Linked DNA regions of Homo sapiens: region 1 is linked to region 2. The links are chromatin loops, found by intact Hi-C in ENCODE. Cell type or tissue: adrenal gland. All regions are shown on one strand.

Region 1 (5,000 bases), 48 kb before region 2:
GGAGTGGTGGCTCACTCCTGTAATCCCAGCACTTTGGGAGGCCAAGGCAGGTGTATCACCTGAGGTCGGGAGTTCAAGACCAGCCTGACCAACATGGAGAAACCCCATCTCTACTAAAAATACAAAATTAGCCGGGCATGGTGGCACATGCCTGTAATCCCAGATACTTGGGAGACTGAGGCAGGAGAATCACTTGAACCTGGGAGGCGGAGGTTGCAGTGAGATGAGATCACAACATTGCACTCCAGCCTGGGCAACAGAGTGAGATTCTGTCTCAAAAAATAATTATAAATTGTTCTACTATAAAGATACACGAATGAGTGTATGTTCATTGCAGCACCATTCACAATAGCAAAGACATAGAATCATCCCAAATGCCCATCAGTGATAGACCAAATAAAGAAAATGTGGTACATGTAGACAATGGAATACTATGCAGCCATAAAAAGGGATGAACTCATGCTCTTCGCAGGAACATGGATGGAGCTGGAGGCCATTATCTTTAGCAAACTAACACAGGAACAGAAAACCAAATACTGCATGTTCTCACTTATAAATGGAAACTAAATGATGACAACACATGGACCCACATAGAGGGGAACAATACACACTGGGGCCTATCAGAGGGTGGAGGGTGGGAGAAGGGAGAGGATCAGGAAAAATAACTAATGGATACTAGACTTAATTCCAGAGTGATGAAATAATCTGTACAACAAATCCTTATGACACACATTTACCTATGTAACAAACCTGCACATCCTGCACATATACCCCTGAACTTAAAAGTTAAAAGAAAATGTAGTACATATTCACAATGGAGTACTGTTCCATCACAAAAAAGAATGAGATCTTGTCATTTGCAGCAGCATGAACGGACTGGAGATTATTATGTTAAGTGAAATAAGCCAGGCACAAAAAGACAAACATTTCATGTTCTTGCTTACTTGTGGGATCTAAAAATCAAAACAATTGAACTCACAGACATAGAAGAAGGATGCTTACCAGAGGCTCAGAGGGTAGTTGGGACTTGGGGGTGGGGTGGGGGAGATGGGTATGGTTAATGGGTCCAAAACATAGTTAGAGTCAATGAATAAGATCTACTATTTGATAGCACAACAGGACCACTATAGTCAATAATAACTGTACATTTAAAAATAAGGAAAAGAGTGTAACTGGGTTGATTGTAATACAAAGGATAAATGCTTGAGGGGATGGATACCCCATTCTCCATGATGTGCTTATTACACATTGCATACCTGTATCAAAACATCTCATGTACCCCATAAGTATATACACCTACTGTGTACCCACAAAAATTTAAAAATTAAGAATTTAAAAATATTAAAAATAGGCTGGGTGCGGTGGCTTAAGCCTGTAATCCCAGAACTTTGGGATGCCGAGGCAGGTGGATCACAAGGTCAGGAGATCGAGACCATCCTGGCTAACACAGGGAAACCCCGTCTCTACTAAAAATACAAAAAATTAGCTGCGCGTGGTGGTGGGTGCCTGTGGCCCCAGCTACTCGGGAGGCTGAGGCAGGAGAATGAAATGAACCCGGGAGGTGGAGCTTGCATTGAGCGGAGACCGCACCACTGCACTCCAGCCTGGGTGACAGAGCGAGACTCCGTCTCAAAAATAAAATAAAATAAAATAAAAATAAAAAGATAAATTTGCATATAGGCACCTTAAGAAGGTTTTTAAAAAATTTTTACACAGACTGGGTGCAGTGGCTCATGCCTGTAATCCCAGCACTTTGGGAGGCTGAGGTGGGCAGATCATGAGGTCAGGAGTTCAGACCAGCCTGACCAACAGGCGAAACCCCGTCTCTACTAGAAATATAAAAATTAGCTGGGCATGGAGGCGCATGCCTGTAACATGAATGTTTTATTTGCCTTAATTTATACATTCTATATTTACCATGAGCACAATAGTTATAAAGAGGCCCGGCCAGGCACGGTGGCTCAAACTTGTAATCTCAGCACTTTGGGAGGCTGAGGTGGGTAGATCACCTGAGGTCAGGAGTTCGAGACCAGCCTGGCCAACATGGTGAAAACCCCGTCTCTACTAAAAATGCAAACATTAGCTGGGCATGGTGGTGCACGCCTGTAATCCCAGCTACTCAGGCAGGAGAATCGCTTGAACCCGGGAGGTGGAGGTTGCAGTGAGCCGAGATTGTGCACTTGCACTCCAGTGCAACAAGAGCAAAACTCCATCTCAAAAAAAAAAGAAAAATTTACACAATTTCTGTCTTACAGAGAAGTTGCAAGATTATTACTAAGAATTCCTGAGTGCTCTCCATCTGGAATTACCCAAATATTAACATTTTACTGCGTTGCTTGCTTTTTTTTTTCTTTCTCAATACATTTTCTGAATTCTTTGAGAATAAGTTGCAGGCATGGTACCCTTTAGTACTTAAATACTTTAGTATATTCTTTAATATAACCATGCAACAATAATCAAATCAAGACATTAACATTGATCTAATTCTACTATCTGATATACAGACCTTATTCAGATCTAGCCAATTATTCCAATAATGGTCTTTATAACAGATGAAAGTCTTGGATCAGGCACTACATTCAGCTGTCACGGCCTTTTAGTCTCCATTATTCTCAAACATTTCCTCAGTCTTACCGTGTTTCATGATATGGACATTTTTGAAGAGTACAGATGACTCATTTACTAGAATGTCCCTCAATTTGGGGTTGTCAGACCGTTAAATTGAGGTTATACAACCTTTGTCAGGAATATCATTCAAGTGTTGTGCTCTGCTCAGTGCAGCGTGCTAGGAGGCACATGATGTTGATTCGTACCTTTGCTGGTGTTGCTGACTTTGGCCAATTGTCTAAGGTGGTGTGGTAGAGGTTCACTTCTGTATATTTCTTCTTAATATTTTAATTTGCTTTGTTGGGTCTTACAACAACAACAAAAAACAAATTCACATTTGCTAGGAGCTAAAGGTAAAAAATTAGAAAGCATTCCAGCAGGGATTACGTTTAAGAAAGTATTGTACAAACTAGAAAAGCCTTTAAATGAATGCAAAAAGTATTATTCTTATTTTTAGCAATGATTTTTCTTTTAACATTTCCTAGTAAAAAAAATGATTTAAGGTGAAAAAGTAAGTCTGTCTGCTTTTTCATCTGAATTTTGTCAGATAAAATAACCAAATGAAAAGAGAATCAATCCAAAGCCTGTATTTCCTCATAAAGAATAGTCTATTGTTCTCAGTCTTGTGATCTCCAATCATTCACTTACACCTTGAAAAAAATTACTTATAGTCTCTGAGTTTTAATTTCTTCTTCTATGAGAGAGACAGAGAGAGAAAGAGAGGAAAAAAAGAGAAAGAGAGAGGAGAGAGAGGACACTCAGGTTGCAGAATAGTTGAGAAGAATAGATATAAAATACAATGCACTTAGCATAACGCTTAGCAAGGTTAAGGTGAAAAGAAGGCAAATTACTGTGAAAGTAGCGCCCATCAGTACTTCGTGTGAGTCTCCATGAGGCAGGTAGATAAATATTTATTATTATCTGCATTTTATATGTGGCAATCATCTCCAAGATCACATAAATCAAACCAGTTATGAGGGTGGTACCTGCTTTGGGGTTGCCTTTTTATTGTTTTTTCTTCTACATTATGGCTATAACCTTGTGCTTTCTGCCTGAAGAATTCACTTCACATTTAAACGTATATACAGTTTTGTTTACATTTCTCATAGGTTCAATTCAGGTCAAAATGTGACCACACAAAAGGTAATAAGAGCCTCTATTTAATATCAGTTAAATCATCTGTTCTTTTATCTTCTGGGTTGAAAAATAAGTTCCCAATAGCAAGAAAGGTGACCTGAGTTCAACTGCAAAACAAAGTCATATATCAGTGCTGTAGGCACCAGCAATAAACATTTCTTTAATTTGAATTCAGGGGCATTCTCACCATCAGACTAGTACAATCAAAACAACATTGCTTTTCTACCGAGTAACCTTCACTTTGACCAGTGACCGTACAAACATGTATGATTCATTTCACTGAAAATATATCACCTTGAAAACCTCCCTGAGTGGCCAATAAGTTCATTTCTGTGACACTTAGTTTTCTGATTGCACCTTAACTTTTACCAAACTGTTTCTCAGATCTAGATCTTTGCCTTTTGAATACACTTGCCAAAGTATGAAGTAAAAGTTATTTTCTTTGGTTGTTTATTCTTTGGTTAGGTATTACATAATCCAGAAACCACAGAAAAACAGAACATTGTTAAAGTTAAACAGCTTAAGTTGCCTAATAACTTGCGAAAAGCCAAATTAATAGGAAAGAATGCCAATAGGAAGCTCTCAAGGCAGCTCCTATTCCTGGAATTTTCCGTCTCAGGAAATCCAGGCGTAGGATAGTAAAACCACTCAGACGTAATCACCCTGCCTTATTCCTCAGATGAGTTTCTCTCTCTCTCTCTCTCTCTGTCTCTTTTCTCTCTCTCCCCCACTCTCCCACTCCGCCCTTTTACTGTTTCCTGACTCATTTCCTCACACTTTTTGTGGAAACAAGTTAACATTAATTTTAAAAGTGAAAGCTGGATGCCTATGAATCTTAAAACAACTTTTGAGAAAAAAAAAAAACCTCTTTGTCCTTCTTCTTACATATAAATGCAGGTAATATTATGGGGTCTTTGCTTGCTTTACTTCTTTAGCAAGACAGGACCATTGTTATTAGGATTCTGCACTAAGCCATACTGACTTGATGTTCATCATCAAGGCCAGCTGTGGCTCCATTTATTTTATTTTATTTTTTATTATTTTTTGAGATAGAGTTTTGCTCTTGTCGCCCAGGCTGTAGTGCAGTGGTGCGATCTCGGCTCACTGCAACTTCCGCCTTCCAGGTTCAAGTGATTCAGCCTTCCAAGTAGCTGGGATTACAGATGTTCGCCACCACGCCCGGCTAATTTTTGTATTTTTATAGACATGGGATTTCACCATGTTGGCCAGACTGGTCTGGAACTCCTGACCTCAGG
Region 2 (5,000 bases):
ATTGAGCAATTACTGTGTACCAGCAACTTTGAAAAGTATTGCCTGGTTTCAATTCTCATAACAATTCTATTATGTAAGTATAATTACCCCATATTACAGATGAACAAACTAAAGCTCAGGCGAAGTTAAGAGATTTGTTCAAGATTACAAAACTAGTAAAAGGTAAAACCTGATTTTGAACCCAGGCATGAAGGAGGTACTCAATAAATTGAAGCACCTACTTTTTTTTACAATACATTTTTTCAATACAATACAATGCTATTTTTATAGTAGCGTTCTAATTACTGCTGAAAAGTCTCCTGAAGGTGTCACTTTCTTCATCAGAAATTTTCCAAAGGGAAAATAAGTTTGAATCTTCTGTGTAGACTTTGGAAAAGTATATTCAACATAAGTATTAATTTCTTAAAATTGAATACAGGCTCCACTTTGTCTGGTGAACATTTGCAGAAGATACACTCTGCAAGGATTATAGGGTGTAAGGGTTAAGGAAGGCTTCATAACATTGGATTGGACCTTCACAAATAGCCTGTAGACCAGCAAACATGAACAACAAATATGGGCTTAGCCCCTGAAATCTGTGTCCCTCTGAGAAAGTTTTATGATAAAGGAATGGCCTGTCACTGTGACATCATAGATGGGGAGGAAAAAGGAGAAGGGCTTCCTCTCCACGGATCTCCATAAATGATCCTTTATGCTATTTGCAGTTTGCAGAAAATGATTGCCAGAGACTAATGTCTGGGCAGCAGACAGGGTCATTGCTGCCATCTTGAAGTCTACCTTGCTGAGTCTACCCTGCTGACCTCAAGCCCCATCAAGGACTGGTTGACCCTGGCCTAGACAACCACCGTGTTTGTAACAGCACCAAGAGCAGTCACCATGGAAATCCACTTTTCAGAACCAAGGGCTTCTGGAGCTGAAGAACAGGCACCCAGTGCAAGAGCTTTCTTTTCAGAGGCACGCAAATGAAAATAATCCCCACACGCTACCTTCTGCCCCCAATGCCCAAGTGTGGTTAGTTAGAGAATATAGCCTCAGCCTATGATATGCTGCAGGAAACTCATATTTTGAAGTGGAAAGGATGGGAGGAGGCGGGGGAGACGTATCGTATTAATTATCATTCTTGGAATAACCACAGCACCTCACGTCAACCCGCCATGTGTCTAGTCACCAGCATTGGCCAAGTTCTATAGGAGAAACTACCAAAATTCATGATGCAAGAAACATGTGAGGGTGGAGAGAGTGACTGGGGCTTCCTCTCTGGATTTCTATTGTTCAGAAATCAATATTTATGCATAAAAAGGTCTAGAAAGAGAAACACCAAAATGACAATGTGATCTCTAGATGGTATGATTATGGGTACTTTTTTTCCTTTTTATTTTTCTATATTTTACAAATTTTCTACAGGGAATGTTATAAAAATATCCATGCTATCCATGTATAATTTTCATACAGATTTAAAGAACACAGCATTTTTATATAGTCTTATGAGAAAACAACCATACTCAAAATTATGCACACACACAGTCTGATCTCACCCCTGTAAACAAGAGATATCATCCAAAGGTTAAGTAGGAGGTGAGAATATAGCTGCTATTAGTGGTTGTTTTGTTTTGTTTTTGTGATTTACTTATTTAGTTTTTGGAGGGTTTTTTTTTTCTTTTAGAAAAGTGTTCTTTACTTTTCCATGCTTCCCTGCTTGCCTGTGTATCCTGAATGTATCCAGGCTTTATAAACTCCTGGGTAATAATGTAGCTACATTAACTTGTTAACCTCCCATCCACTTATACCCAGGACCTTACTCAATTTTCCAGGTTCCTTCCACCTCCTCCTGAAAGTATTTCTGGAAAATACTCAGAAGGGATCACAGGCTCTAGCCAGCAATTGGTGCTAACCTGGGCTAGTCCCTGTGGCACAAGCTCCACCACGACCATCCTTGTCAAACTCCACCTCAGTTGATAAGTTGTTGCCTGCTGCCATTACTGCCTGATCACAGGCAGCTTTCAACTCTGCACCTTGCCTCTCACAGCTGAAGCCTCCCATATTCAGCCATTTCCTGCTGAGATAGCTTACAGCTGATGTGAAGTGAAAAGGCATACCGCTCCCTCCTTTCTGTGTTATGCACACCTTCTTGCCCCAACAAGTTACAGAGACTTGTGAGCCTGCTTGTTCAGTGTAATCAAACCGAAGCTTGGCCAGAGCCAACTCATACTGAGTGAACTGGGACAGTGTCCAGGGAAAGTTTGCTCTTCCTGGAACCACCCTCGGGCCTTGTGGCTGATCCCAGTTTCTCGTCTCTTCCTTCTTGATCCTTTCCCACAGTTTGCTAGACATGCTCTCATATTTCTGAATCATATGTGACTGAGTGCCTTCCTTGGAAAGGTTTTGCATCTCCCAAGTCAATTCGAGGTGCAACTGGATGTTTACAGGTGGGGCAGGCAGGGGCAAGGAAATGTACCTAAGTCCATGGCCAGTCATATCTCAACTCAGGAGGCCCCAGCTTCACCTCCAACTACATATACTACGGGAATGTTTTTCTCTTGTAATTTAAAAGAGGAAGAAACAAAATAAACATTTGTTTAAAAGTAAATGAATGATCTATGTCAGGGTGTGTGGAAGAAATTTATTAACTCAAGTTTGCACCTTTGCATTTGAGGGACCTTGGCCAAATGTCCAAGGGTTACATGGCTGAGTACAGAACTGTGTGATTCTAGCTGGGACCTCTCATAAACAGTTAAGATATTTTGATTTAAAATGATATTGTCTTTCTATAGGAAGGAGTGAATCATCGTTCAATTTGATCCTCCCTTCAACCTTTGCAGTACCTTAGTTCAAATAACAGATTAAAATTGTCATTTTCTCATTTATTTCCCTAGGTAGTCAATTCAGCAGATTTTTTTTTTTTTTTTGAGATGGAGTCTCGCTCTGTTGCCCAGGCTAGAGTGCAATGGCACGATCTCAGCTCACTGCAAGCTCCGCCTCCCGGGTTCACACCATTATCCTGCCTCAGCCTCCCAAATAGCTGGGACTACAGGCGCCCGCCACCACGCCCAGCTAATTTTTTGTATTTTTTTAGTAGAGATGGGGTTTCACTGGGTTAGCCAGGATGGTCTCGATCTCCTGACTTTGTGATTCACCCGCCTCGGCCTCCCAGAGTGCTGGGATTATAGGCATGAGCCACCGCGCCTGGCCAATTCAGCAGATTTTTTCAGGGAAATAACGTCTCTTCCATCCCACTTGTTAAAACAAAACAAAACGGAAGAGAAGAAATGAGCAAAGCAAACAAACAAACAAACAAAACCCTTCTGGCTTTGTTTGGACCTTCTGTTTCCTGTTTTTCTCAATTAAACAATTATCAGCCTAAAGAGTTCTGGGTGGTTTGGGATGGGGTGTGTGTGGGTGTGTGTGTGTGTTTATAACATCAAGCAAGGATTTGTTGATGAGGGTGAGGAGCTCGTTGATAATGATCTGACTATTGCCATTGTTTACTTTCAATCAGAACAGGGAGAAAACCTTCAAAGAGTGTTTAAGGTCTCTACCAATAAATCCCTAGTTAGTGTAAACATTTAATGAGACAGCATTCAGATTTCTAGTGGCAACATGGTCCAGATTTTGCCAGCCAGAGGAGTAGAAATCAGATCAGTAACTAGAATCTATTTAGCTAGCCACAGCTAGAAACAGAACATGACCCCCTCCCAAATGACTTGGCTGTTTTTTATTTAGGATCCTAAAATGTAAACTGACTCCACTACCGACCTTGTATCTAGGTAGGTTTCCAGCTTCAAAATGGGATACATACCATGGCAGAACTGGAAGAGACCTCAGAATCACCATAGTGAACCGGCTCAAAACTATAAACAGACACAGGAGAATGGAAGCAACTTGTCAAGAAAAGCACAGCTGTTTAGTAAGGGAGGCAGGGAAGGACACTGTGACTCCAGATGCCTGAAGCACACCTGCATCCTTTCCACCATATCCAGCTGCTTACTTTTATTCTTTTTTTTTTTTTTTAAGGACAAAGGAGAGCATGCTTACTTTTATTTCAAACAGGAACTTACTCAATATGCCAAAACTTCTTTAAGTCTGCTATCAGTTTCTGTTGTCTTAACTTCCAAATGAACAAAAATAAAAAGCACTTATGCAAAATATTGTGTTATATTCCATCTCAACCCAGATGCAGGACAAGTACTCCAAAAGTGGCATTGCTTGTTTCTTAAAAGAAGATGACAGTTATTGGGACCCCAATGACGAAGAGAGTATGAACAGCCCCTGCTGGCAAGTCAAGTGGCAACTCCGTCAGCTCGTTAGAAAGGTAGGTAACCTCACCAGGTGACCTCACCAGCAGGCGGAGAAGGCCAGAAGAATTCCTTAAAGCAAAGGAATCTTTAAGATAATCAAGTCTAGACTCTTCATTTTACAAATAAGAAAACTTAGGCCCAGAGTATTTAAGTAATTTTCCCCAAATTCATAGAACTAGGAAAATGGGGCATAGCAGCAAAGGGCAGGACCTGGCCGACTCCTGGTCTAGAGTTCATTCCTCTGCCCCGGACAGCCTCCACATCTAGTCTAACCTTTTGATCTCACATTATGGAAACTGAGGCACACACAGGGTAATGAAGAGAAGGTCACAAAGTCATAAAGAATGTGTGGCATTGTTTTTCATTCAAAAGATAAAGAAGATCAAATAATGATATTTTATATTCTTCCCACATTGCTGATGTCTGGAATTAAATATTTGTTTTTGTATGCATATAGAGATAAAGAAAGAGGAAAATAAGAGGAAAGAAAGAGGAAAGGAAGGGAAGGGAAGAAAGAGATACTTTGAGAAATTGAAGGTGGTTTTTTCTTAATTTACAGCCAATAAATAACAAATTACAAAAAGTATCTGTTTATGGAAGTTGCTTAAACAGGACCTCCAGCAGAGACATGTTAGTTAACAGTTTATTTTACTAAATGTGGCAGAGTGACAGATCTAATCAAGTTTCTTCTCTTAGGCTCTTCCT

The links. A loop is a pair of places that touch in the nucleus more often than their neighbours do. Peaks named below come from ENCODE experiments on the same cell type or tissue, not always from the same donor. Only the 100,000 strongest peaks of a DNase experiment are listed, where the experiment ranks them.
Region 1: a loop joins it to region 2, with 2.0 times the contacts of the local background. A loop is called at or near these places in 12 of 110 quality-filtered maps.

What each region holds. Positions count from the first base shown.
Region 1 is chr3:172,562,422-172,567,421 of GRCh38, reverse strand. All of the region lies in intron 3 of LINC02068 (long intergenic non-protein coding RNA 2068), which reads left to right. Among named protein-coding and RNA genes, the nearest start is that of LINC02068, 31 kb to the left of the region's middle. In adrenal gland, no CTCF peak of the experiment used is centred here; no DNase peak of the experiment used is centred here; H3K4me3 peaks cover 807 bases; H3K27ac peaks cover 1,457 bases.
Region 2 is chr3:172,514,170-172,519,169 of GRCh38, reverse strand. It overlaps TNFSF10 (TNF superfamily member 10), which reads left to right. Exons shown (of 5, transcript NM_003810.4): 2 at 4,172-4,309. Among named protein-coding and RNA genes, the nearest start is that of TNFSF10, 6.8 kb to the left of the region's middle. In adrenal gland, no CTCF peak of the experiment used is centred here; a DNase peak (open chromatin) is centred at 2,089; H3K27ac peaks cover 1,108 bases.